2 separate regions of the Mus musculus genome follow, and region 1 is linked to region 2. Evidence: chromatin loops called from intact Hi-C (ENCODE). Cell type or tissue: heart. All regions are shown on one strand. Each heading gives the region's core, and the rest is flanking DNA. Links, peaks and the distances in the headings are about the cores only. Region 1 overlaps Myo18b (myosin XVIIIb). Region 2 overlaps 2900026A02Rik (RIKEN cDNA 2900026A02 gene).

The links. Peaks named below come from ENCODE experiments on the same cell type or tissue, not always from the same donor. Only the 100,000 strongest peaks of a DNase experiment are listed, where the experiment ranks them.
Region 1: a loop joins it to region 2, with 2.0 times the contacts of the local background. A loop is called at or near these places in 8 of 42 quality-filtered maps.

What each region holds. Positions count from the first base shown.
Region 1 is chr5:112,873,274-112,883,361 of GRCm38, reverse strand. Myo18b (myosin XVIIIb) reads left to right here. Exons shown (of 44, transcript NM_028901.2): 2 at 3,784-3,943; 3 at 5,219-5,377; 4 at 8,036-9,469; 5 at 9,801-9,867. The coding sequence starts at 3,905. Among named protein-coding and RNA genes, the nearest start is that of Myo18b, 18 kb to the left of the region's middle. In heart, for the core only: a CTCF peak has its summit at 6,145 (motif pointing left); no DNase peak of the experiment used is centred there.
Region 2 is chr5:113,164,036-113,174,123 of GRCm38, reverse strand. All of the region lies in intron 6 of 2900026A02Rik (RIKEN cDNA 2900026A02 gene), which reads left to right. Among named protein-coding and RNA genes, the nearest start is that of Gm42161, 24 kb to the right of the region's middle. In heart, for the core only: a CTCF peak has its summit at 6,210 (motif pointing right); no DNase peak of the experiment used is centred there.

The sequences.
Region 1 (10,088 bases), core at 4,675-7,174, 290 kb after region 2:
GGGTAGCATAAAATGTCTACTTGGGGCATTGTCTACCCCATATGTCATGACTCTGTTTAGATTCCTTTCATATATGTGTATATTTTAGGAAACTTCTATAGCTGTGGGTTCCCAAATGTTTTTACAAATGTCCTTTGGTGTTAGTCGTCCCTTCCCTTATTTGCTCCTTCACTCTGTCCCCCCCCCATCCCTCTCCCCATCTAACCCTCCCCCTTTCCTCTTTCCTAGTCTCCTCACCACACTGAATTCTATTTTCCCTTCCTTGGGATATCCTTTCCTCGCCTCCTTCTCAACCTTCCTAACCCGTGGCCCTTTAATACAGCTCCTCGTGTTGTGACAACCCCCCCAACCATAAAAATTATTTTGTTGTTACTTCATAACTGTAATTTTACTACTGTTGTGAGTTATACATATATGATATGCTGGATATATTTCCATTGTTACAAACTGGCCCAAAGGGGTCATGACCCACAAATTGAGACAATGTAGCATCAGGAACGTTGAGAACATTGCCATAGACAATGGCTACTAGGTTGCCAACCTCTGTGCTTTTTTGAATTGTAGTGGGCATACTGAATGCTGAGAATCTAGCATCCATACATGAAAGGACACATACAATATTCACCTTCTTAGGTCTGGGTTACCTCACTCAGGATGACATATACGTATTATGAATTATATTTTATTGTGTGAATGTGCTACATTTTAATGATTGATCTGCTTATCACTTGATGGACATCTAGGCTATTGTGAACAGAGCGGCAGTGGAGATGGTTGAGCAAGCGTCTCTGGGGGAGGATGAAGTGTTTTTTGGGTTTGTGCCCCAGAGTGGTATAGCTGGGTCTTAAGGTGGATTGATTTCTAGCTTCCCAAGGAAATACCACAAAGATCTCCATAGCATCTGTACGAATTCGGACTCCCACAGCAACGCATGAGTGTCCCCTGTCCCCATATCCTCCCCAGCATGAGTCATTCTGACAGGTGAAAGCTGAAATCTCAAAGTAGTTTTATTTGCATTTCCTTGATGACCAAGGATGTTGAACATGTCTTTAACTGTTTCTCAGTCACTCATGTTTCCTCTTTAGAGAATTTTGCTTAGTTCTGTTCCTCATTTTTACTTGAGTTATTTGTTTTCTTGATATTAGGTTTTGTGTTGTTGTTGCTGCTGCTTATTACATTTTGGATATAAGCCCTCTATTAAATGTGTAGTTAGTAAAAAGCTTATCCTCATTCTGTAGCCTGCCACTTTGCCCGAATGACTGTGTCCTTTGCCTTACAAGATCTTGTCAGCTTCGTGAGGTCCCATTTATTAATTGTTGATCTTAGTGCCTATGCTAATGGTATTCTGTTCTTTCCTGTGTCCATGGGTTCAGGATTATTCCCCACTTTCCTTTCTGTCAGACTCAGTGTATCAGCCTTATGTTGAGGTCCTTGATCCATCTGGAGTTGGGCTTTGTACGGGATGATAAGTATGGATCTATTTGCATTCTTCTGCATGCAGACATCCTGTTTGACCAGCATTTATTGAAGACACTGTCTATTTTCTAGCGTTCATTTTTTGACTCTGTGTCAAAATTCAGGTGTCCATAGGTGTGTGGACTTAGGCCCAAGTCTTTAGTTTGAGTCTATTGACCACTGATCAGCATGCCTGTCTCTGTGTCAGTGCCATGCTGTTTTAATTAGTCCAGTTCTGAAGTTCAGATTGACACTGGGGATGCTGAGCCCCCCAGCAGTTCTTTTGATATTCAGGGTGGTTTCAGCTGTCCTGGATTTCAATATAAAGCTGAAGAGTGTGGTTGTTTTGTTGTTGTTGTTGTTGGTGGTGGTGGTGGTGTGTATGTGTGTGTGTGTGTGTGTCTGTGTGTAGAATCATGTTGGGATTTTGATGCAAATGACTGTAGGGTTGTGGGGTCCCCGCGTCTACTCTGCCAGAGAGCATGGCCACTCAGGGAGGCAGTACTAGGGAAGTTGACTGCCCTTACCCCACAACTTTGCAGGGCAGATGTTGGGCTGTAGGGAAGCCTTGGGATACCACTCCCGCGGTGGGGAAGCACAGTCTGAGGTGGGGGGTACACAGAGCTGGCTCAGGGGTCCCTGGGCTTGCAAGGAGGCTGGGGCCATCTGGTTCTCAGGCTCTCAAACATCCTGGTGCCACTGGGATCCGAGGAAGAGCTGAGAATGGAGTGGGGGCCCACAGGCTGGATCTAGCCAGGGGGAAAGGGAAAGGGAAAGGGAAAGGGAAAGGGAAAGGGAAAGGGAAAGGGAAAGGGAAAGGGAAAGGGAAAGGGAAAGGGAAAGGGAAAGGGAAAGGGAAAGGTAGAAAGCTCCGACTGGTCCCTTGGGAAGAGTCCTTGACTTGATTTTGGCTTGGTTTTGTTGGTAGCTGTGACTTGGGGCACAGAGAGACCTTCTATGGGAGATTAGACAGAGGCTCTATAGGCAAAGGCCTTCTGCATGACTCCCCATGGTGGACCCTGGTGAAAAGAGGCAGTCCATGCTTTTAAGACATTTATTATCATGGCAGAAAGTGGATGAGTTAAACCGTACCTCACTTCTCAGGGCGGGCCTGAGATTAAATACCTTTTGCAGGAAGGAGTGTCTGGGAAGGAAAGCTGATTAGCTAAGTCTTCAGGCCTGTAGGTAACATTAAAATGGAGATCTGTCTTGAGCCTATGTGACCACAAGTCATGTCCTCTACCTGTGGATGGGTTTGGGGCATTGCCCTTATGTGACTGATGGCCACAAATCTATGGAGGGCTGCAGCTAGTGACAGGGGCCTGGAGCCCGGGAATCAGGCGTAGCACCCCTCATCCCTTTAGGGTCACTGGGGCTTCTAGCCTTAGTTCAACTGGGAAACAGGCTACCTTTCACCGTCCTACAAATGGCCATCTTCTCTGGGATGGATTTCACACATTTGGGTCAGGATAATCTGCACTGTCTTAGTCAGGGTTTCTATTCTGCACAAAACATCATGATAAACAAAACAAAACAACAAGTTGGGAAGGAAAAGGTTTATTCAGCTTACACTTTCACACTGCTGTTCATCACTGAAGGAAGTCAGGGCAGGAACTCAAGCAGGGCAGAAACCTGGAGGCAGGAGCTGATGCAGAAGCCATGGAGGTGTGCTGTTTACTGGCTTGCTTCCCCTGGCTTGCTCAGCCTGCTTTCAACCTAGCACTACCAGCTCAGGGATGGCTCCACCCACCATGGACTAGAGCCTTCCCCATTGATCACTAATTGAGAAAACTCGTTACAGTTGGATCTCACGGAGGCATTTCCTCAAGGGAGGATCCTTTCTCTGTGACAACTCCAGCTTGTGTCAAGATGACACACAAAACCAGCCAGTACACGCACATTCCTTCCAGAAAGCGCCTTTTCTGGAAGGAATCCTGTTCCTCAGCTGAAATGCCCTTCATCTCCACTGGACTGAGTCATGTTGAATCTTCTGGAACTCGATCTCCACGCTGCTTAGGCAGGCATCGTCTTTGTGCAAGCGCCTTGGAGAGACACACACAAGACCGTGTATGTCTCTCCCGAGATGTGACCTTAGGGCACAGGGTTGAGAGGAGGAGTGCCTCACACACTGTCTGCTCAGTGACTGGCAGCCTTATGGCTGGCCCACTGTCATGGGAACGGATGACGGTCTTAGCAGAAGATGGAGTAGTATCTTTTCATTCATGATGTGGTGGGAGCAGAGCCGAGCCCGGTGCTAACCAGTCTCTCTCTCTCTCTCTCTCTCTCTCTCTCTCTCTCTCTCTCTCTCTCTCTCTCTCTCCTATTCAGTGTGTCTGGCTTGTGTCCACTCACCTCATGCTCTCCATGTGTCTGTAAGGCTTCACTCCTCGCCTGCCAGGAGCACTCAGAAGCACAACGTCATCGCCCGAGTCCAGCTACCTGTGTCACCATGGCCATTTCGTCACGCCTTGCCCTGTGGGAGCAGAAGGAAAGTTGTGTTTTGGGGGGCTGGGGTCACAGGGCCAGACTCTACCCTGGCAAGAGGGGCTGTGGCCTGGGTGGCCTGACTCACACCCACACACCCACACGTACCTCAGGCAGGGAATGATGATGGTCTTCTGTCTCTGTGCCTGCCTGGTCTGGATCTGTTGACTCCTTCCCATCCCTTAGCAGGAGGCTGGGAATGGGGGTAGTGTGGCATCTATAGCCCACAGCAGCCTGACAGAGGGCTGAGGCAGGAGGGAGGAGAGAGTGGAGGGGGTGCAGAGGTGGACTGTTGGCTGCCGGTCTAGTGCTAGAGGGTTTCTGTGAATCTACCTCTGGTCACTACAGAGACCTGGACAATGGCTCTTACCTAACCTGGCTATCCTTCCTTTTCCACAGGATTCCTTAAGGGCTCCTTGGTCTCTGATACCTTCCCCTCCTACTTTCTCCTCTCCTTTCCTCCTATTCTTTTTCTTCCCTTTGTATAGACATTATTATTATTATTATTATTTTTGAGACAGGGTTTCTCTGTATAGCCCTGGCTGTCCTGGAACTCACTTTGCAGACCTGCCTGGCCTCGAACACAGAAATCCACCTGCCTCTGCCTCTGCCTCCCAAGTGCTGGGATTAAAGACGTGTGCCACCACCACCTGGTTGTATAGACACTATTATTTAAAAATAAAAAAAAATAAGAACTTTTGTCCATGGTTGGTTCCAGGGATACAGAACCCACAGCGAAGAAAACGGGTGGCATAGGCCATGGTTAAGTCTTCCCAGCCTCTTGGTGGTCCCAGCACACAGGAATAATTGATTATTATTATCTATTACTTCAAGTCCCCAGAAGGCTTCTTCAAGAAGCTGGGAGGTACCACAGAGACAAGCTTGGAGTGCAGTGCATCCTGGGAGTATCCCTGTCTTAGGTGGGAAGAGCATTTTCTTCTGGGGTTTCTCCAGTGGCCCCTTGGGGCCAGAAGCGTGAGGGCAGAGGAGCCTGGTGTCGAGCCACCCCTCCTGACATCTCAGAAGCTGCTCTGAGAGGTGGTTTGGGTTCTTCTCAGGAGGAGACTCTCCAGGCTGAAGCCACCTCTCCCGTACAACCTCTAATGTCCACACTGGTCCATTCTGTCCCCACACCTCTCGGCCTCATGGTGTCCCTCAGAGCCTTTCTGCTCTTCTCTTATGCTTTTCCCCTCAGATCCACCCGGGCATCACACACCATCTGGGGGAAGCCCTGGCCCTGCAGGCTCACTCTCACTTCTCTCCTCGCTTCCACACACAGATTCGAGAAGAAGACAAGAGCCCCCCTCCATCCTCTCCGCCTCCCTTGTTCTCTGTCATCCCTGGGGGCTTCATCAAGCAGCTGGTTCGAGAGACAGAGAAAGAGTCCAAAGAAGCCAGGAGGAGGAAGGCGGCAGCATTCACAGCCCCAGAAGTAGAGGTGAATGGCCCTGTGGGGGCAGAGCACAATGGGGCAGGGCGGGGCGGGGCAGGCGCCTTCCCATTCATATCCTCATATTGTCCTGAGTCAGTCCTCCTTTGCTCTCTGCCCTGCCGTATTCTTCCACTCTCTCTGTTGAGCTCCTATGCAAACTGAAAAGCCCATCTCCAATTGCCGACATCTGGAGAGTCTCACATTGCTCTACCTTTCTTAACTCCCCCATGGTTGCTTTCCTTGAGACCACACAGAGCTCATTTAATCGCATGACTTATTCAGCTATGAATTTCTAAACAGCAGCAGCTGCCTTCCGCTCAGCTGTGCCCTGAAAGTAGCTCTCATGCTCTGAATTAGTTCCTTGTCCCAGGCCAGCCTGGAACTTCTATTTCAGCCCATTCAGTCTCCTGAGTGGCCGTGGTTATAGGCCTGGCCACTGGCTGGTCTCTGTTCATTCATTAAAGCGGAAAAGATGCTGGCATGTCCCTTCCTCGGAGAGCCTGATGTTGAAGCATTGGCATCCTTCTGGGTCGGGCACATGAGCTGGTGGTCCCACACACCAGTGTCCTCCAGCTGCAAGTCTCTCAGCCCCTTCCAAGTCTCTTGGAACATCCACTATCCAACAACTGAAGGCTTTATCCCAGCTAGGTTGTAGATCTTGGATGCTTGCTTCATCTGCTATTCCTTCTGATTGGTATCGATGGGCATCATCAGTCAAAACTGTGTTAGGCAGACAGGGCACCAGTTCCTGCTGCCTCTATACTGCCCTCTTGAGGCAAAGAGAGTTATGGCAGAATTGGGCTGAGAGGACCAGGGATTATAAAAACCAGGTGTTGGCTTAAATCCGGAGTGTCACCCTGGCTCCATCTTTGCTCCCTCCTCCTCCTTGGCCCATTTACACTACACGTGCTTGCACCTGTTTAATGACAGGGGCTTCCCTGTGTCAGCAAGCCACTCACAACTGACTGGAAGCAGCTGTGGGGACAGCAGTTGGGTCTCATTGAAGAGACTGACAGGGTGGCTGGGCCCTGTGCCTGCTCCTGTCTGACTTAAGGAATAAACAGAGGCCACACTTAAATCTCGGATAGGAAGTGGTCCTGTAAAATGTTCCTGTCTATCACCAATGTTCACTTAGTGATTGTGGCACTGTTTAAAACAGTAATGGGGACGGAAGTCACACCTGCTTCTCAGAGGTGGAGACTGAAGCACAGAGAGGTCAAGACACTTTCCTCAAGGTCACCAGGCCAGGTAGAGGCAGAGCCATGCCGTGTAAAGCTCTCTTTCTGGGGCTGCCTGGGAGAGCAGGCAGGTGAGATATAGGAAACAGAGTGGACAGGAGGGGTGGAGAAAAGGTATGCCTGCTGGCCATCAGGACCAGCATGAACAAACATGAGGGCATAGGGAATGGGTGGGTGGGCCAGAACTAGGAGGTATCCAGTGTGGCCAGAGAGTGAGGCGAGTGGACACAGACAGACCCTGAAAAGGCTTGGAGGAACCGAGGGTGTGTTCATGGACTTCCAGTAGACTTGGGGTGGCCACCAATGCCCTGATCAGTGGCCACCAGTGTCTTGATCAGTTGTAAAAGGACAGTTGGCTGATGGGTGATAGATGACTGGGAGGTTGTATGGGATGGGCAGTCGGTTTGAGAACCTGGACGGCTGGAGTGGAAACTGTGCCCCTCCTCCCATCTCCTCCTCTTGAGATCACAGAAGAGCTTTTCACACTCAGCTCGCAAAACTCCACACAGCACGCTTCTGTTATGGAGGGGCCTAAGCTCACAGAAGATAGGAGACAATGGGCCGAAGTTGCCCCACACCTGCACTGAGATGGGAATGCGTATCCTTACTGATGATCTCATCTGGAGGGTTGAGATGTGTTTTAGTCAGGGTTTCTATTCCTGGGCAAACATCACGACCAAGAAGCAAGTTGGGGAGGAAAGGGTTTACTCAGCTTACACTTTCCACATTGCTGTTCATCACCAAGGAAGTCAGGACTGGGATTCAAGTAGGTCAGGAACAGGAGCTGATGCAGAGGCCATGGAGGGATGTTACTTACTGGTTTGTTTCCCCTGGCTTGCTCAGCCTGCTTTCTTAAGGAACCCAAGGCTACCAGCCTAGGGATGGCACCACCCACAGTGGGCCCTCCCACCCACTAATTGAAGAAATGCCTTACTGTTGGATCTCATGGAAGTACCTCTTTAAGGGAGGTTCATTTCTCTGTGATAACTCCAGCTTGTGTCAAGTTGACACAGAAAACCAGCCAGTTACAAGATGGAAATATAACAGATATATCTACAGCAGCTACTGAGGACTGACCGTGTGCTGGGCCACCACCAGTCTTTATATCCACCCTGCATGGCAGGTCTTTATGATCCTTGTGTTATTGTCAAGAAATTGGCTCAGAGAGGAGGAGAAGGAGGTTACCCAACACCACACAGTGAAAAGAGGCAGAGTGGCATTAAACTCCCTTTTGTTGGATTCCCGAGTCTACCTTCCTCCCCCTGATTCTGTGGACCCTCAGCCGCTATCTAGGCTGAACCTCACTGTCAGGCACAGATTCTGAGGATGTCAGAAGGGCTTGGGTTTCTTTGTGTGGGTGAAACTGGGAATGATTGGCTGTTGGTCAGTCATGCAGCAACTAAGCACATTATGGTCTCTTTCCTAGATCCCAGCAGTTCCAACTAACCAAACCAACAAGACCAACAATGTCCCCAAGCCTGGAAGCCAGCAGACTTCCCAGGACAGCTCATCCACCACTCAGAACAGCGCAGACATTCCAGGAAAGGAGCCCCCGGGGGCTGGTGACAAGGACTCCACACCTGTGACCAGCACTAGTGGGGAGAGACCTCAGGAGTCAGGTCCCACAGGAACACCCGCCAAAAGGACACTGCCCTTCAAGAGGGGCGTGAGGAGGGGCGATGTGCTGCTGATGGTGGCCAAGCTGGATCCAGAGTTGGCCAAGGCAGATCAGAAGGTCCAACCTCGTGATGTCCCCGTGGACAAGACCCCAGCTCCAGCCAAAGATTCTGGAGGGACAAAGAAAGGGGTGACCACGGGGACTTCCTCTGCCCCCCAGCCTTCTATGCCTGAGAAGACTAGGACTAGGGGAGTTGGAGATACAGGCCAAAGCACAAAGGGTGGGAAATGTCAGGGCACAGAGGGAAAGGGGAGCCGGGACCCCCAGACCATCGGGCAAAAAGAAGGTGAGTCTCAGAGCACAGAGGAGCAGGGGACCAGGTCCCAAGCTCAGGAGGCAGGAAACAAGGAGCAACTGGGAACAGCAGAGAAAGAAGGAGGGGGTCCCCCAAAGAAGATGGAAAAAGAGGATGAGCCCAAGGTTGCAGGGGCTGAAGTCAGACCTGTGGAACCCCCAGTCCCGCTAAGGAAGTGGGGAGGTTTCTTGGGTTGGAGAAGCAAGTGGGACAGTCCTCAGAGCAAGGACAGAGTAACAGAGTCACATCGTAAGGATGAGAAGACCGGCGACTTGCAAAGCCCAGCGGTAGACAGGAGCTGTGGGCAGCTAGCAGAACCCACAGGGCAGCCATCAGGGCCCACGGGGCAGCCATCAGGGCCCACGGGACAGCTATCAGAGTCCACGGGGCAGCCATCGGGGCCCACGGGGCAGCCAGCGGGACCCACGGGACAGCCAGCAGGGCCCACGGGGCAGCCAGCGGGGCCCACGGGACAGCCAGCAGGGCCCACGGGGCAGCAGCAGGAGGCTCCAGTGAAGATGGAAGGAAAGGTGGGGAGACCTCAGAAAAAGCTGGTGACACCAAGGAAACCCCGAGAGCTCCCTGGGGTGGCAGCGAAGACTCAGAATCCTGAGGAAAGCTGCAAGGCCCCGGATAGGATTCCTACAACGGGGATATCAGCAGAGGCTGCAAAGAGGGACGGCCAGCCAGAGAGCAGGGTGCAGGGAGCCGGGGAGCCCCGTGTGTGCACAGAGGAAGAAGTGGATGTGGTGAAGCCTCAGGCAGAAGGTCACGTAGAGTCCATTCCTGAGGTCGTCATGGAAAGGCTTTCTACGCTGAGGCCTATGGAGGAGAAGCAGATCCTGCAGGACCCGGATAGAGGGGGCCAGAGTGGAGACTCGGACCAGGTGATGGGCTGTGGACCCTAAGGATGGGATAGGGGAGGCTACGGGGTGGACATAGGGCTAGCCACAGCCCAGCACTCCCCAGGAGTGTACTCCCGAAGAGCTAGGTCCCTAGGCCCCACACGGCCCCTCCCCAGGCTAGATTTCGCCTATTACTACTTAGTGGTTACCGCGTCCCTTGTTACCCACAATTCTCTGTGCCGGCACCATGTGTAGATTCTCAGGCCGTGCCCTGGTGGCTTCTTGAAAGGTCCTGCGGGAGAGGTTAGGGGTCCCTACATCAACCCTGGGCTGGTGGTTTTTGCTGGTTAGGAGACCTTCTTTTTGCTCCCAGGCTTATGAGGATAGATGGTACGAGGCACAGAAAGTCTGGCTGGTGCAGAAGGACGGGTTCACGCTTGGTAAGTGGGCTCAGGCTGGCCTGGGGTTTGGGGAGGGGAGTCCCACTTGTTTCTCATGTCTTTCCCGCCACCAGCCAGTTTTACTTCATTCTCGAGGTAAGCAAGGAGGTAGGGGAGAGGCTGAGATGAGGATGGCACCAGTAGCTGCTATGGGGCAGAGAGTCCCCATCCCCAGTCCATTCTTGTTGGCCAGTGGAGACTGAAGGGCGTGTTCTGAGAAG
Region 2 (10,088 bases), core at 4,653-7,152:
CAGCTACTGTGCTGCCTAAAATATAAAGGCTGCGTGTGTCTTCCATCTGAGAACATAAATGGTCTAAGGCGGGAAAAATATCCTTTGCTGGGATTAATTAATATTTTTCACTACACTGGGGCATCCACTAGGGATCTGCTGAGGGGCCCTGGGTGCATAGATCCCTGTGGGGACTCCACAGGTCTGTGACGTGTGGTCTTCTCTGAAGGTTCCCTTTCTCAGATTTCTTTCATACCCTTGTCTCCAGCTCCTTTCCGGTGGCACCACGTCCTTTATCTGATCAGTGTGAACTTGTGTGTGTGTGTGTGTGTGTGTGTGAGAGAGAGAGAGAGAGAGAGAGAGAGAGAGAGAGAGAGGTTTGAAAGCATTTTTATAGCCCCCCTCTCCCCCCTCCCAGTTTGCAGGAGGCTTCCCTGGCTGAGGCTCCTCTTCCTCTCTCTGTGTCTTTGAGGACCCTTTTTTTCCCCAGGAGCCCTGGGTGACTTCCCTTGGCTCCTCTCTCTGGCTCCCTCCGAGTCCCACGAGCCGTGCCTGAGGCCTGTGGGACAACTCAGCCCTGCAGGACTGGGCTTTCTTCAGTCTCAGGCCTGCAGGGTTGGGAAGCAGCCACTAGGGGGCAGCAGTGCCCAGCCCACTCCTGGCTCCTCCCACAGCCTGTGATGGACACGCAGTGACTCTGGGGACTCATTTTCACCTGTGGAACAGAGCAAATGTCTTTTCATTAATACTTGGCCGAGGAAGCTCCTTCCTATCATCTCCACCTCTCCTTTCCCTCTCCCTCTTCCTCTTCCTCTCCTGCTTACCCCCTTCTTGGTATAAAAGGGGGAAACCGAGGCCCACAGAGAGGACCCTACTTGGTTAGGGTAGCCTTCCAGGAGAGTTTAGGGATTCAGTCACGGCTCTGTGCTTGCCTGAAGTGCTCAGGAAAGTCTGGTGAATGTCTGTTAGTCTGTCTGGCGCATGTTGTCCATTTGTCTGGTGAATGTCTGTCTGTTAGTCTGTCTGGTAAATGTCTGTCTGGTAAATGTCTGTCTGTTAGTCTGTCTGGTGAATGTGGTCCATTAGTCTGTCTGGTGAATGTCGGCCATCAGTCTGTCCATAACTTCATGCTGTCATTCACTCCCCTGGCCTGAAGCACTCTGTGTAGCCAAGGATAACCTCACACACTATTTCTCCTGTGTTGAGAGTACAGGTGTGTGCGGCCATGCCCCGTTTGTGAGTCCTAGGGCCTGATAGATGCCAGACCAGCACTCTGCCAGCCAAGCTACATTCTGGCGCCCAATCTCTGTGCTTTGAACCTGCCTTGGGATTTGTCTGCCCTTACTTGAGAGCCACCCACCTCCCCTGCCATTCAAGCAAACACATTCCATCCTGCTAAAAAGAAAATTAAGGTTCAGAGGGGCTCAGCCACCTGCCTTAGGCCACACAGCATTAAGAATAGTTAGACCAGGGGCCCACATGCCTTGCCTGAAACTTGGGCCCTTCCCAGGACTATGCTGGGTGGGCTGTCAGTGTGTGCCTGTGTGCCTCTGTGTGTGTGTGTGTGTGTGTGTGTGTGTGTGCAATCCCCTGCCAGCACCCTGCTGCAGCCCCTTCAGGACAGGAGACACCCGGGGCTCAGCTAGGGTTGGCCATGGCTGTTCTGTCTGTCACACTCTAAGCCAGCTGGGGACCCACAGGGCTGATTGATTGGTATATCTGCACTGCCCCACCCAGCACTGCTGGTCATGGGACTGCTCACCGGCTGCCCTGCAGGGCAGAGGGAGGCGGCCACATGCTCTGCCCACACTGTGGGTGCCACCCGCACGGCCAGGTGCTTTCTGTTGTTTGCACCTGCGAGCTGCCCTCCTGGGAAAGGAAGATGTCTGCTGTCTCAGGGGTTTTAGCTGAGGCCTGGGACGATGGGAAATAACCTCGCCTGGTCCTGTGGTGCTTCCTCCCTCAGGGGTGGCCACCCTTCTGCTCGGGGTTTATGATCTCCAAGGGGTTATAGAACAAGATGACTCAGTGTGGACCCTGACCTTGGGCACAGTTTACCCAGCAGCCCCTCCTGTAACAGTAAAGTCACAAGGCTTTACTGGGGTTCTGGGGTTTCCACAGTGCCACAGACTTCTGGAAAGGGATGGGGGCGCAGGGAGAGGGATATGGGGGAGTGGGGACTGGGAAGAGGGGTGTGAGAGGAGGAGGGACTGGGGAGAGGGATGTGGGGGGCTGTTTCTTGTTAGGCCAGCAAGGGCTTCTTTGAGGAAGTGACTCAGGGTGGAGCATGTCAAAGAATCAGAGGCAGGTGACAGGAACAAAGGTCTTGGGACTTATTTCGTTTGATTATGATGGTGATGATGACAGTTTTGAGTGAGAGATTATTGGAGCTGAAGTGGAGAGGGTGATCCTTGGTAGCAGGATGAGGGTCATGTCTTAATCAGTGTTTCTATTCCTATATAAAACATTATGACCAAGAAGCAAGTTGGGGAGGAAAGGGTTTATTCAGCTTACATTTCCACATTGCTGTTCATCACCAAAGGAAGTCAGGACAGGAACTCAAGCAGGGCAGGAACCTGGAGGCAGGAGCTGATGCAGAGGCCATGGAGGGGTGATGCTTACTGGCTTACTTCCTCTGGCTTGTTCAGCTTGCTTTCTTATAGAACCCAGGACCACCAGCCCAGGGATGGTCCCACCCACAAGGGGCCTTTCCCCCTTGATCACTAATTGAGAAAATGTCTTACAGCTGGATCTCATGGAGGCATTTCCTCAAGGGAGGCTCCTTTCTCTGTGATAACTCCAGCCTGTGTCAAGTTGACACACAAAGCCAGCCAGTACAGGTTGGATCATATAGAACTTACTAAATGAATCTTGCTCATATCTATATGAGATCCCATATATGGGATTTATTAGAATGGCTTACAAGCTACAGTCCAGCTTGTCCAACTATGGCTGTCTGCCACCAGGAAGTCCAGGCATCTAGTAGCTGCTCAGTCCACGAGGCTGGATGTTGCAGCTGGTCTTCGAGGCCAGCCTGGTCTACAGAGTGAGCTCCAGGACAGCCAGGGCTACACAGAGAAACCCTGTCTCGGGAAACCCAAGGGAAGAAAGTGGGTGTTCTACTTCCAATGATTTAACTGAGGAAAAGTCCCTCACAGGTGTGCCTAGTCACTTGGGTTTTAGTTAATTCCCGATATAGTCAACTTGCCAACCAAGACTAGTCCTCACAGTGGTTTTGGTAGGGGTGTGTTTGTGTGTGTGTGTGTGCATGTGAAGCTAGAGGTCAGCCTTGACACTTGACCATAACACTTGGTCAGCCTGTGGCCTGGCCCTTTTCTAAGGAATTTTCTCTATCTTAAGGTGCTAGGGAGACCCCAGCTTAGAGATTCTGAACCTGAGGCTCAGATAGGGGAGGTGACCAACACAAGGACACACACTGCACAGCAACGCAGCCCGGGTGAGCCCTGGCCTGCAGCAGGGAGGGAAGGGGTCCCAGCCACTGCCACCTGCCCTCAGGAGTCCAGACACACCTGCCCTGCTTGGCAAGCTGCCCTGACAGGGCCTTGAACACTCTGACACACCTCCCTGGTGGACAGGGACAGGGTTGTAGGCCTCTACTGGGAGGAGGTCCAGGCTTGTGGGCACCTTTTAAAGGTTCATGTGACATCACATGACCGACGTGGGCTATCTGCCTAATCAGACAGCCTGGAGCCATTGGTGGGTGTGAGGAAGGAAGGGATTGTAGAGGGATGGTCACCGATTGCTGCCTCACTAGCACACCTAGGAGCTTCCGTGCCAGATGATGTGTTGAGGTGTGGGGAGAATGCCTAAGGTATGGTCTGGCATCAGATAAGACTAGAGGCCTTCATGTGCACACTAGTGCCGTTCCTGAAGAGGCCAGCAGAGGGTGCCAAAGCCTCTTGAGCTGGAGTTGTGTGCAGTTGTGAGCTACCTGGCTCGGGTGCTGGGACCCAAACTCTAATTCTTTGCAAGAGCAGTAAGCACCCTTAATCACTGAACCATCTCTCCAGCGCCTCCCTCTCATTGCCGACCCACGAGGCCCAAGATCCCTTACTGATTATGGTTTAACTCAGCATGTCCAACCTGGAGCTGGCTTACTGTCTCCCCCCTGCAAACGACTTCTTATGACACCCAGTCCCAGCCTGGCTGCCCCGCAGGTGTGCAGTCAGTGAACCCCATCATGTTTGTGAGGTCTGTGGTGACCACATGAGGTGTGTTCTGCTCTGATGGAAATGTGTGTTTGGGGGTGTTTCAGTTCAGGGCAGTTCCTGATCCTGCCTCTTGGTGGGCCATGATTGTTGTGCTTCTGAGCTATATAGCATTGCTGTCGATTAGAATTGCATGCATTGCAAGGTGTGGCTACAGTTGCTGCACTCCCCACCTGCAGTGTTTGAGTGTCCCCCACCCTTTGATTGCTAATACTCTCATGCCTTTTTTAATGCTCACACACCTTCAAGTACTGTTTGGCAGAGTTCTGGTAATGTTCTTTAAAATGTCCTGGAAGATTCCAGTCTGAGCCCCTGTTTCTCACCCAGCCTGTGTGGAAAAACAGCTTTATCCTAAAAGTCAACTCCTGATGATGGGCCATGCCTAAGGACTTTGGAGGCCGTGGGAGATGGTTCTATAATCCATTAGTGATGTCTGCATGAATCAAGGCAGGCAGAGAACTGGATGTCAAGTGTTTGTTACTCCTGGTTCAGGAGCAAGTTTTGTGACACGCAAACACACACACATACACACACACACACACAGAGTTCAGTGCACATATGAATGCACATGCCCCAAAAGAATTTGGAGAACTTTGCTTACAGTTCTCGAAATCTCAGAAATATTTGTCTATGTTTTGTCTCCCTCCCTTGTGGGTCTGGGCTCTCCTCCAACACAGGGGTACCTGAGCCTTGCAATCTATCAAGGTCTCAGGAGCTACCCAGCCTCCTGATGCCCGTGTCCTGTCCCAAATGGGACATCACCAAGTGTGTAGCAGGAAGATTCTCACAGGCTGCTGGGGACCCACACTGGGATCCTCACGCCTGCACAGCAAGCTCTCTACCCTCTGAGGATTCGCCAGCCCAGGATGATCTTGCACTCGCTTGGTAACCCAGGCAGGTCTTCCATCCTCCTGTCTCAATCTCTTGAGTAGCTAGAAAGACAAGCCTGAGTCATGATACCTGGCTATGACTTTTAAAAATAACTGTATAGTTTGTCTGTTTAAATTTCAACAGCTTTTGTTTGTTTGTTTGGAGACAGGGTTTCTCTGTGTAGCCCTGGCTGTCCTGGAGCTTGCTCTGTAGACCAGGCTGGCCTCGAACTCACAGAGATTTGTCTGCCTCTGTCTGGAGTTAAAGCCTGGTAGGGGCCCACCACCAGGCTAAACTTTGAATGCTCAGAGCTATAAAACCATTGCTACAGTGGGGCTTAGAAACTGTTATCACCCCCTGGGGATACCTACACCCACCAGTTGCCACACCTCCACTCCTTCCTCTCATGAGTCTGCTCTCTGGGCACATTCACCTGCACCCCAGAACCCAGAGGGATTTAGCAGCTCAGCAGAGACTTTTGGGCCTGGCTTTCCCTTGGAATGCTTCCGGTTTTGTGCATACAAGTGTCATGAACAAGTACCTTGTTCCTTTTTCATGGCTGAATAATATTCTGCTATATAAACATCCCATTTATTTATAATTAATAAAAGGGCTCAGGACACTGAGCTGGCATGGATCTCTACACAGAGTCCCTAGGTGGGACAGAGTGCGTGGGTGGATCTCTGAGGGTAGACCCCCCCAACTCACTATTGCTCAGCAGGGATTCCTAATGCCAGGCCTTCCTTGAGATGCCCTCAATTACCTTGAGATTCCTAACTCTAGCTTTGCAGCCCTGTCCCTCTGGACTGTGCGACTGAAGCTGCTTTGAGGGGGGACAAGCCCAGCCAGGGCAGGAATTCAGTGCCATGCAAGGTCAGAGGACTTGATACCTTCATGCCATGGTGCTGAGGCCTCACAAGGGTCTAGCTGATGGACTGAGGCTTGGAGAAACTGAGGCATGGGGAAGTGAGGTGATTTGGACAAAGCAGAGACTGGGGGGCATCAGAAGGACTCTGTACCCTGCAGCATCAGGTCTCAGTAGGGTGAGTGCTTTCTGACTGAGTTTTCTGTCCCTGTTCCCCCAGCCTTCTGTGAGATTGACCTTAACCAGAAACGACCACCAGGGGGCAGGGTGGAGGTGCTCAATGCAGTAGATTTTTAACATTCATTTTGTGTGTGTGTTGTGAGGTGTCAGTTCTGTATTCCATGTGGGTCCCAAGGATCAAATCCTGGGGGCCCTTAGGCTTTATATCAAGTGTCTTTGCTCACTGAGCCCTCGCTCAGGCCCAAGTTACTACTTTGTTTCTAAAGCCCGTCTCTTTGTCCTCAGCCTCTGAGGCCTCCTTTTCCATGACCCTGTTGATTCTCTCTGTCCACGGAGCTCGCTAATGGGCCATCCTGCCGTGTTCGCCCTTGACCCTGGGATGGTTTCTGTTCTTGGTACCCAGCGTCAGGGCCATCCTGGGTTGAGACCCTGCTGCATCCTGGGTTGAGGGCCATCCTGGATTGAGCACCCATGCCGCATGCTGGCCACATTTATGTTTACAATGATGCCTCTCTACCAGACAGAGGAAGAAACCTGTTTTTATTTCTAAAAGGAATGTGTGCTGGGTAGGAGGTAGGGTGCTCTGGTTAGCCCACAGCGAGAGAGCCTCGTGGGCTTGGGAACAATACTGCCGACTTGACAGGTTTTGAGACACCGCGCCTTTGGCTTGAAGTGTCTGACATCTTAGACCCATGGGTCCCTGTACACAGTAGGGGGCAGCATCCAGTAGGGCCTCAGGGGAAGTGGTGAGTGGGCGAGCTGCCTGGGTTCACATGCAGATGCCTGGGGTGCAGGAAGTGGGAGGTGTGATACTGACTCCGTGCCCCCCCCCCTCCCGCAGCACCCACTCCCTGTCTCTGCACAGGAATGTGGCTCGTGGGTCTGGCCGGCCACGTGGTCTGTGTGTCCGTGGAGGCTGAAATGTAGGTCACAGATGCAAGCCTTTGACCGACCTAAGACAGCACAGGAGAGTTAAACCCTCCCCCCGCCCCGCAGACAGATCTAGCTCACCAGAGTTTCTAACACAAGGTGTTAGACTCCCACAGGGTTCCCAAATCTAGTTTTGCAGCAGCCCTGTCCTTTGGGACTGCACACCAGGAGCTAACAGGATGCCAGGCCCACCCAGGGCAGGAATTCAGTGACATGCAGGGTCACTAATAAAAAGGCACAGAGGTAACCTATGATGCAGGTCACCTTTGGAGACCCTGGCATCAGTCCCTTAGAGGCATCCAGCTTGCTTTAGAGTGAGGGGTCATGTCTGAGCACCGGTTCAGGGCCTGCCATGGCCAGGAAGGGGCCTACGGAGGAGGAGCCAGAGGGAGTTGGCAGGCTAGGAGGGAGGGATGCCCAATTGTTGCATGAGGAGCTTGGGACAAGGAACTGTGGCTGGGACAAGGTGGCAAGGCCCTAGCTGGACCTCAGGCAATGAGCAGAGCCAGCCAGGTGGAGGCAGAGGTTAACTGGGACCCTGCGGGTCACTACACACATGTGACTCAAATGACAGGTCTCCTTGTCCGGCGCTGGAGGCCAGAGTGGGAAGTGAGTCTCGGTGTCGACAGGACGCCTTGCCTCCGGACAGTGCTTGGGAGAGTCCATTCTGTTGCCCGCCAGCCCCTCGAGGGTGCAGGCTTTTCTTGGCTTGAAGTCATGCTCTCCCTCCATAGTCTGCCTGACTCTCCCATGAATGTGCAGCCTCACCCCCTGCCCCCGTGACTGTACCTTGGGCCATCACAGCAAGGCACTAGAGGGAGGGACTGATATTTATTCCTGGAGGCTGAAAGCACAAGGTCAAGAAGTTGGAGGCTTCCGTCCCTCCACAGAGGACCTGTTCTTCCTCACGATGGTGCCTCTGGGTGTCCTCAGATGACAGAAGGGTTGAGCTGTCCCTTCAGCCCTTCCGAAGCCTGAGAAGTGGGTCCCTCATGGCTTCACCTTCTGAGGCTGGCCCCACGATCCAGAATGAGCCCACGTCGGGTTCCCTATGCTGTCTGCACCACTGGCTTCAGACATCGCCAGTTTCAAGATCGTAGGCGGAAGCATAGTTTTGGGGGTCGTCAGGGTCCGGTGGGGAGAGGCGAATAGGGCCCTGGGGTAGGGCGTTCACATAATACATCTAATAATACATCGTAATCTGCCGTTTTCCGTGCGTTCTGTCTACACCCTGGGCTTGCCTGGTCTGAGTTTGGAAGTTTCTTTTTTCTCTTGTCTTCCCCTACCACTACCTCCCATGGTGCCCTTCACTGTCATCGATGCTCCGCCCCCTCTACTGAGGCTCCGCCCCTATGCCTCCTGCTGTCCTGTGAGCTCCCCAGCTGGGCCCTGTTCTCCTTGTCCCTGGCTCCCTGCTGGGCCATCTGTCTTATGTGGCTTTGGGGTTCCTCTCTTTCCTGCCCATGTGGCTCCCTGTCATTCCATATCCTGTGTCTCTTTCTGCTTGTCACTCCCGGCCTCGCCTCCCGTCTCTCTTCCCTTCTCCCTGCTGCCCACTCTGCTTTGCCGTTGGTCTAGAGGAGCCCACAGCAGCAGGATCTGTCTGCCCGCCCGGCCTCTGGGCAGTCAGTCCTTTAGTCAGCAGTCAGCCCTAAGGCCCTGCTTCTCCTCACCCCGTTAGCAGAGTGCCCAGTCAGTCAGTCAGTCAGTCAGTCTGTCAGTCTGAGCGCAGAGTACAGGCGTCACCTGCTCTGTCTGTCAGTCAGCTGCTGGGGCAGGCACTGCCTTGGACTTGTGTCAGTAACTAAGCATGGCCCAGCCCTCCACTGTTCTGTCAGACAGCTGTCAGTCAGAGAGCAGGGCATGCGCTCCAACTTGTGGTTGGTCGGTTAGTGAGTAGGGCGGGCTTCCAACTGTTTTCAGGGCAGCTCCTCAGTGAATGAGCAGGGCCCACTGTGTTAACCAGTCAGGGTGTCCAGGCCCAGTTGTTAGGGGGCGGGGCTGGTCTTAGAGGGCGGGGCCCGGACAACTGCTCTGTCAGTCAGTCAGGGGCGTGACCTGCCTTAGCCAGAGGGCGGGGCCTGGCCTCTACTGTTCTGCCAGTCATTCAAGGGGCGGGACCCGGCCACAACTGTTCTGTCAGTCAGGGGCCGGAGCCTGCCTTAGCCAGAGGGCGGGGCCCGGCCTCCACTGTTCTGTAAATCAAGTCAATGATCAAAATCCAGCCTCTACTGTTCTGTCAGTCATGGGTCAGGCCGTCCTCCACTTTTTTGTCAGTCATTAAAGGGGCGGGGCCCGGCCTCCACTGTTTTGTCAGTCAGTCAGAGGGTGGGGCCTGACCATATATATATATATTTTTTTTTTATCATTCAGAAGGCAGGGCCAGCCTCCAGTGTTCTGTCACTCATTCAGGGGGCGGAGCCCGGCCTTCAGCTATGATGCCTGTCCCTGAGACTGCCCGACCTGACTCAGCGCTGTAACCAAGGCCATGTGATGAGCAGCTAAGGCCCAGACCTGCTGGGTGAGGGGTTCTGAGAGCAGATGAACCTCAGCCCTGCCTCTGAGGGACTTTGAAGATTATTGCCCTGCAGTGTCCCTAGCGGTTAAGCCCAGCCGCCATGTTCAAGGCGGGTTTTCCCTTAGCTGCTGTGCCTCTCTGGGCAGGTGGCGAGTGGGGCTAAAGTATGCATCACCAAGGAGCCAGTGTGTCCTTGGGGGCCGGGGCCAGCCTCTGCTTCTGCTCCGTCCTGAATGCATCTCCTCATATCACTTTCCTCTCTCAGAACCGGAAGGACCTGGGTCTGCCTGAAAGCCGGGCTGGTCTCTGGAGGGTGGCACTGAGTAGGCGTCCTTGATTTGAATCCCGGCTCCCACTGAATAAGCCTTCACTTTGAGCCTCTCTCTCTCTCTCTCTGAGCCTCTGCTTCCCTTTCTGTAAAATGGGGATAACTGAGCTCTTGCCAAGGCTGCTAGTGGGAGGAACACACAGGCTTGAGGCCAGCCCTGTGAGCCTGTGCCCGGCCTTGTGAGCCTGT